Linked DNA regions of Homo sapiens: regions 1 and 2 are each linked to region 3. Evidence: chromatin loops called from intact Hi-C (ENCODE). Cell type or tissue: heart right ventricle. All regions are shown on one strand.

Region 1 (2,500 bases), 650 kb before region 3:
AGGCTTTTAAGTTGAGGAAATATTGGGAAACTGAGTTGGATTGAAATGCCAGTCATTTCTCAACATTTAATGACGAGTGAAGGAAGCCTAGCTGGCCACCATGTTCGGGGAAGTAGGCCTAGATTAAGTTGAGTGAACCTTCACTTGTAGATCTACCATGGAGCTAATAAAGCTCATGCGTCAAGGGTTTCTTGTTTGCATAGGCCCCTTCCAAGGCCCTGGGAAAGACCCTGGTAATAGAGTCACATGATCATGTGATTTTTTTTTTTTTTAATTTGAAAAAGTAGGTAATTTACACTATAATCTGTGGAGATCACTGTCTCGCTCCACTAGGACTTCTACCACATTTTCCCTTCAGCTGAGTAACAATGGGAATGTCTATGGGAATCCCCACCTAAGGGTACATTGTGTAGGAGTAACATTTAATTATGATTCAGTGGGGGAATATTTGTATAATTTGCAGTCACTTCTGTGTCTAGTTAAATTCTTCCAACAGTATCAGTAGGAATGGCTTCCAGTAATACTCTTACTATCCACCATATTAACACAAATATGCAGGGACCAACATAAAACTGATGGCAAAATGATTAACAAACTCATTCATCAATTCAAAGAACATTTAAGATTCAGTTGTTAAGTGTATGTATACATGCCTACACATCAACACACACACAACTTAAAATGTCCTGAAATCTTTTTTTTTGAGACAGAGTCTCACTCTGTCGCCCAGGCTGGAGTGCAATGGCGTGATCTCGGCTCACTGCAACCTCTGCCTCCTGGGTTCGTCTCGAACTCCTAATCTCAGGAGATCCACCTGCCTCGGCCTCCCAAAGTTCTGGGATTACAGGTGTGAGCCACTGTGCCCGGCCAAAATGTCCTGAAATCTTATACAGCTCCTATCATATATGAAAGAAATGTGTAAGAGTTTCTCCAAAATGTAATAATCCTAAAAGTTTTACCAATAATTTAGTGGTGAAACTACCAATAACAAATGGTGAAACTGAAAGAAACATTTCTAAACTATTTTAAAAAATCAATTTTCGATCAACCATGCTAAAAGAGGGAATTATCTATTCTCTCTAGAAAAAAATTACAAAATTTCACCAAATAATGAAACTATGAGAAATTTGCAGGAAAAAAGTTTCTCTAGAGGCATATCTTCAATAAAGATTGATACTTTTCTAGGTATTTTGACATTTGTGAAATTTATCAACTTAAAATTTTAAAATTTCCTTTGATACAGTTCTATTCCAAATAAACATTCATTTCATACCTAATTTTGCATTCCTGATTATATAGTATTTAAGAGGGCTCCCTCAAATTACAGAGGTTTCACACTCCCCAAACCTGGATCTGTCCCTGGCCACAAAGAAGTGGATCATTTGAATGCTCTGATCATGGGACTTTCCTGGGCAAGGGGTCTGCAGGTTCCAAGAAGCTTCAGCCATCCTTTGCCAATGAATCAAAGAGATTTCTAAGAGCCTGCCTGCTTTTGGGTATTTTGTATGGCAGAAGCTCCATCTTCCTAAGCCTTTCAACTACCTACTATAAATGATACTTTTGGCTGAGTCAGGTGGTCTCCCCCAAATCCACACCAGGCAGGAAGCACTAGCACCTCCTCCCTGCATGCATGCTCTAGACCAGTCCTTCGCCTTTATGCTGATAGCACCACCAGAGGATAAAACATGAGAAGTTTTAATTGGTTTCTTTGTCTCCTGGGTCAGCAAGGACAAACACAGCCTTATGTTGGCTGGTTTTGAGATCCAACATAGAACTTCTCACATTTCTTTTTTGTCAAGATGCATAGAAAATTGACCACAGGCAATCTGTGGAAGAAACCTGGTGTCCCTGGCTAATCAAGACCACTGCAGTGGGGATCATTTCAGGGATTCTCCTAAGGGTACCTTTTTTAAAAATGTGTAGCTACCTGGCACAGTTTCAACTCTCTCCAGCTGGGTTCCCGGCACACACCTGGTTTCCCTTATCAAGTCTTCTCCGGGGTACTTAGCGTTGAGATTTTTTTTCAGTGTTGTCTGCAGAAAGTTGCCATTGCAGAGCCCAGCTGTCATGGGGAGGCTTGCCAAAGGAGATTTTCTGCAGAGGGCCCAAGATCAAAGCAGCATCTTGCCTTGAAAGTTTGGAGCATGAGGGAGGAGGGAAGCCTCCTAGCCTGTGTCCAGTTGTGCGGGTCCAAAGCTGTCCCAGGTGAGAATGGACACATCCCTCCCTCTGGGCTCAGCTGCGGGTTAAAGGGCAACCTCCATAACCACTGGGATGATTTTAACCACAGCTAATCCTAATACTGGGTTTTTGAATACTAAATATACAGCATAATGACATACCTCATTTTTATTCACATATGTCAGAAATTTATCATGCTGAAATAACAATTAAGGAAACGGGTTAACGGTCACACAGCTAGTACATGATAGAGTCTGGATTTAAACCCAGATCTTAAAGAAACTGCATTTCTAGAGGAAAAAGTGACTTATAATTTCCT
Region 2 (2,500 bases), 280 kb before region 3:
CTCTGTATCACTATCCAATCCAGCAGGGAGACCACAGTTGGCCAGTGTGAACTGCAGGCCATACATTGAGAATTAGAGTTCCAAACTAAAGTGGGCAGAAGAAACACTGGACCTTGCGGAATAGATCAGATTTCAAAAGGCTCTAATCCAAGGAGGCTTATACAAAATGAAGCAGATACGCCTGTCCTACAAAGAGAAACAGATCTAGAACAAGACCAACTGTAAAAATCAACTGGTAAAGATAGTTTTTCAAACAAACAAAAAAAAAAAAGTTGAACAATAGATTTCTGGTGCGACCTTTTCATTTTATAATCAGGTCTACTGCAGCCCAAGAAGAACATATAACTTGTCCAGGGGTACAGGTAGTTAGTGACAGGAATGGCATAAATCCACAAAAAAGACCTAGCTTCGTATAATCACCCCATGCTGCCTCTGGAAATTAAATCTGTAAGACTCTTATCAGCTATTAAGGTTACATATGTATCCTAGTCCACAGGACTGCTTTTCATAGTTTAACATTTTCTTTCAGAGTCAAACTTGTGTCAAGTCTCAGGTCCATCCTGCCCACTTGCTCATGGGAATCTCCATTAGTATAGAATATAACTGATCAAGGTTTCAGCTTCTTCTAGGAAAGGACTTTTGAAGAAAACATACCATAAGATTCTTTTAGATCTGCTAGCAACACCTCACAACAGAGAAGAGCAATTAGTAAATGTACAATTAAGATCCTGCTCACACAATACCACTCCCAGTGTTGAGTATGTATTTGCTGTAAGTAAAATGTTTTGCTTTCCTTTGTATCAGCCATGCCCATAAATAATAGACTGTATTTGAATTCTATAACTCCCTCTGAATTTTACTATACTGAATTCAACAAGAAGAAGACATGATCCCACCAGCATTTTCAAGGATTGAAAACTCTGATCAATACACAGACCTGCAACCCAACCAACATTGATTTATTCTTCACAATTACGTGGAAATGAAAAGGCTGCTGCAAAAGGCTGTCCTTTCCCTTAGAAAAAGAATATGTCACTGTTGTCATTATCAGGTGGTCATCTGATTGAAACCACAACGAAACTTACATATGTCAGACATGGCTCTCAGCTCCTACTGTCCTTCTGCTGTCCCCCAAAACCCCTCCAGCTGATCCCCTACAGAAACTGGATGCCTTAGCATACAGATTCCAACCACTGAGCCCCAGCACCCAACAATTCTGCTACTCTGCAGAATTAATAAAAGCAAAGGCAAGGAGTCAAGGAAATCCTGACTCCCAAAACTCCCTGCTCGCTTATCAGAAAAGTGCCCTCATTTGAGCAGTAACCTCAATACTGCAAGTACTTCTAAGTGAACAGAAAGGGACAATTATCTGAAGCGGTGGCCTCTTTAAGGATCGCATTATTCAAGGCAGAAGGCTCAAACAGTAACATTCAATCACCGGGTGATAACACTTAGTTAGAGAGCGATAATATTCTCTTCTAAGGAAAAAAAAAGAAAAATGGAACTCTAGGTTCTCCATATATTTATATATCTGAAGGAAGCCATAAGAAGAAACCTGGATGAGATATAAGAAATTGGAGCTTTCAAACATGCTCTTTCTACCTTATCACTCTTATCTGTTATATATATATAAATAACAACTGCATTTAAAGATAAGGGAACAGAAAGGTGTTGTGCGGGTTGCCCAGATGTTCCTAAAATCTGCTCCCTGTTAAACTTATCTCCCCAGAACTAAAGACACCTCTAATCTTTTCTAATGGCTTAATCAAATGAAATAAATGTCTTGGTATAATATCTTCTTTAAAACTTATATTACTAGTTGCACACACACGCACAAGCAGAAATTTTTTAAATATCTATCCAAGGAAAAACTAGTCCCAGCATTAAAACATTCCATATATTTTCTCAAAGACAGCAAGCTGGAATACAAGCCAGTTGAGATGTTTAGACAATGTTTCTCCTTGTTTGCTTTATCCCCAGACTTTTCATCATCTTCAAGGAAGGCAACAGTTCCTTTGGTTCATTACTTCAAACATTTGTTACATTCCTACTATGTGTCAGGCAGGATGCTAAGAAAGGAGGAAAAGAGAAAATAAATGGGAACACAATACAAATAGGAAGTCAGAGAATGGTTTGAGAGAGAAAAGATGGGAAGTTATAAAGAAGGGCTATATAAAGGGTGAGAAATGAGAATAAAGCAAGAATATTGACTATCTGTCCAACTGAGGTCTCAGCCCCTAGTCGCATCCCTAGACACAAAAGGTCAGAGTGCAGAGAAAAAATATTCTACACCCAATTTGTTACCCTTTTGTGAGCTGGCTTCACATTTCTGCTCAGCAATTTATCATTCCTGAACACAGAATTGAGAGTCAAAATGTCCTCAGAGAATACATAGGTTTATATCCACGTTTAGCCCAAGACTAGGAGCCACCAGAGGACAGGGTCCAGGTCTCCTGGGAGTCTCAGTACAGATCCAGTCCCATAGAGGCACTGAGCAAGG
Region 3 (2,500 bases):
ACCCGGGTTGCACGCAAAGCCACCCCCAGCGACCTCCCGGACACTGCGGGAAGCGCGCGGGCCGCCTCCTGGAACTGACTTGGTGGGGACTCTGGCTCCGCCGCCGTCTCCACACCCCCGACCCTGATGTCCGGACGTCGCGAGACCCCAGGAAACGGAGCTGGCGCCGAGGAGGACCCCTGGCCCGCAGCGTCTTCGGACGCCGCGGCCCCGGTCCCACTCTGGTCCCGCCGAGAGAGGCTGAGCTGGGCCTGGTTCCTTGAGAATCCTGGCCGGCGGGCTTGTCGCCCCGGCCTCTTGGACAGACATCCCCCGCCCTGCAGGTGGGAGGGCGGGAGCGCGTGGCGGTGCTGCAGCCGGGGTCCCACGCTCCGGTGCCCGCAGCTCAGGACCTGAAAGCCAGGCGTCTACCACTCTCTCACCAGCAGCGGCCACGCGCTCCTGGCCACTGCGACCCACAGGCTGTGCCTCTTTTCCCTAGCGTCTTCGGACAGGGGTCCCTGAGCGACCACACCTTGCCGGCCCGGAAGGACCTAGACATTCCCCCGCCCTGGGATTCAGGCTTGGGACCAGCAGGGAGACGAACCCGGGACGTTCGTGCCTTCATGCCCCTTCTTGGTATTTTATCAACACAACCCAAAACCAAAGCCCCTTAAAAGTTTGATGAAACTCCTTCCGGGAGCAGCTACACAGAGGCAGCAGCGTTCCGGCGCTGGGGCGCCCGGGGGTGAGGACAGAAAGGATTCCCCGACGTGTTGGACGGATCCGAGTCACCCCGGGCGCGCGGTAAGTGAAGGGTGGGTGCCAGTATCTGCTGCGTGTCCAGGCCGAGGTGCGAGCCTCCTCGGAGGGACAAATGCCCCTCCCCAAGGCGCGCCCCCCGACTCTCTCCAGCTTTTTCCCGAACAGCCGCGGGATCCCCGGCGCGCCGGCTGGCGGCTGGAGCCCGGGCGGAGCGCCGCGTGTCCACCAGGCGGCGCTGCAGAGCCCGGCGGAGCAGGAAGGAGTCCTGGAACCCCGGCCAGCGCGCGGGCAGCCGGCTGGATGGGCATCCCGAGGCCCCGCGCTTCCACTTTCGCGTGGCTTTGGGAGCGGTGTCCAGGAGGCCCCTCCCTGTGACTCCTCGCTTCTTTTCTCCTGCTGCGAACCGTCTCCCCTGCTCTTCTCCACCCGCTCCAGCTTCTGCGCTTGTTTCCTCCTCGTTCTCTATTCCTGTCCAGAGGATTGGCCCACGTGTCTGTCCCTTCCCAACCTGGGGAGCTCCCACCCTCAAGGCTCTGATACGTCACCTTGTCTGCCATGCTGAAGCAGTCGCCACACAGGCCTGCATTCATTCACTCCCTCCTTCACTGATGATTTCCTAGCGCCCACTCCTTGCCAAGGGCTGCTCATCCCATTTACTCGTCCCTGACACAGTTTGAGAAACCGAGGCTAAGTCCTGGAGGCCAGTGGCAGGGCTGGCGGATAAGGCCCAGGCCTTTCCCCCACCATCCAATCTTATCCCCCTACCTGTGCCTCTGGTGGTGACACAGCGACCCTGGTGTCCTTGTGCTGGGTAACTCCGCATAGATGCAGATCAGGGAGGTGTGCCTCCGAGAGAGCTGCTGAAGAAGGACCAGCTTCTGAAATCTGCCACAAGCCTGTGGACCTCTGAGTAAGCACAACTAACACAAATGCAGATGCCTGTCAACACACGCACTCACTTGTTTCCACACTTTCACTCCTACTTCCACAGAAGCCACCCCCTGCTCTGACTCTGCCACACCTGGTCACGTGTGGCACACACTTATGCTCCGACAGCAGACAGGAGAAGGAAAGATGTGGGCTTGGTCTTTAAGCAGTGAGGAAAGGCAGATAAAAAAGCCCCACTAGGTGATGAACTTCTTGTGATTTAGAAAACTCATAAGGCTGCAGCTCCAGCAGCGCAATCGGTTAGCACACAGTACTTACACAGAAGACTCGTAAAAGTTGCCCAGAAGGTGGGACTTATCCCCTGTCAGGTCATCGGCTGGCCTCTGCTGCACGTATTGGCTTAGGGTTCCTCACCGAATGTGGCTAGCAGCCTGGTGGTGCTTAGAGTGACTGGAAAACCCAGGCTGACCTGCTCACATCTGTCACGGGCTATGCCCAGCCCATGGGATCCTGTATCATCCCACTTACACTTCACAACAGTTCCATGAGGTCATTAGAATCTTCACCCCATTACTAGACTTAATACCTGGATGATGAAATAATCTGTACAACACACCTCCATGACACAAGTTTACCCATGTAACAAACCTGCACTTGTACCCCTGAACTTAAAAGAATCTTCACCTCGTTTTTCAGATGAGGAGACTGAGGCTCAGCAGCGGAAAGACAGTGGCTTGAGGTACACAGCTAGTGAGAGATGGCTATAAGCAGGGATTCTCACCTTGGCTGCTCTTGCCTGATGAAGTTTTAAAGCAGAACAGTGCCTGGGAGCCAGAGATGCTGTTCCAGCTAGAGGAGGGTGTGGTGA

What was found. Peaks named below come from ENCODE experiments on the same cell type or tissue, not always from the same donor. Only the 100,000 strongest peaks of a DNase experiment are listed, where the experiment ranks them.
Region 1: a loop joins it to region 3, with 6 times the contacts of the local background. A loop is called at or near these places in 99 of 110 quality-filtered maps.
Region 2: a loop joins it to region 3, with 2.5 times the contacts of the local background. A loop is called at or near these places in 14 of 110 quality-filtered maps.

Annotation. Positions count from the first base shown.
Region 1 is chr10:76,041,325-76,043,824 of GRCh38, reverse strand. The region is part of intron 3 of LRMDA (leucine rich melanocyte differentiation associated); the gene reads right to left. Among named protein-coding and RNA genes, the nearest start is that of MIR606, 490 kb to the right of the region's middle. In heart right ventricle, no CTCF peak of the experiment used is centred here; no DNase peak of the experiment used is centred here.
Region 2 is chr10:75,673,479-75,675,978 of GRCh38, reverse strand. The region is part of intron 2 of LRMDA (leucine rich melanocyte differentiation associated); the gene reads right to left. Among named protein-coding and RNA genes, the nearest start is that of MIR606, 120 kb to the right of the region's middle. In heart right ventricle, no CTCF peak of the experiment used is centred here; no DNase peak of the experiment used is centred here.
Region 3 is chr10:75,393,965-75,396,464 of GRCh38, reverse strand. LOC124902461 reads right to left here. Exons shown (of 1, transcript XM_047426122.1): 1 at 1-2,500. The coding sequence starts at 309. It also overlaps a transcript of ZNF503 not described here. Among named protein-coding and RNA genes, the nearest start is that of ZNF503-AS2, 6.3 kb to the left of the region's middle. In heart right ventricle, CTCF peaks have their summits at 768 and 968 (motif pointing right); no DNase peak of the experiment used is centred here; H3K4me3 peaks cover 1,397 bases; H3K27ac peaks cover 1,047 bases; H3K27me3 peaks cover 1,048 bases.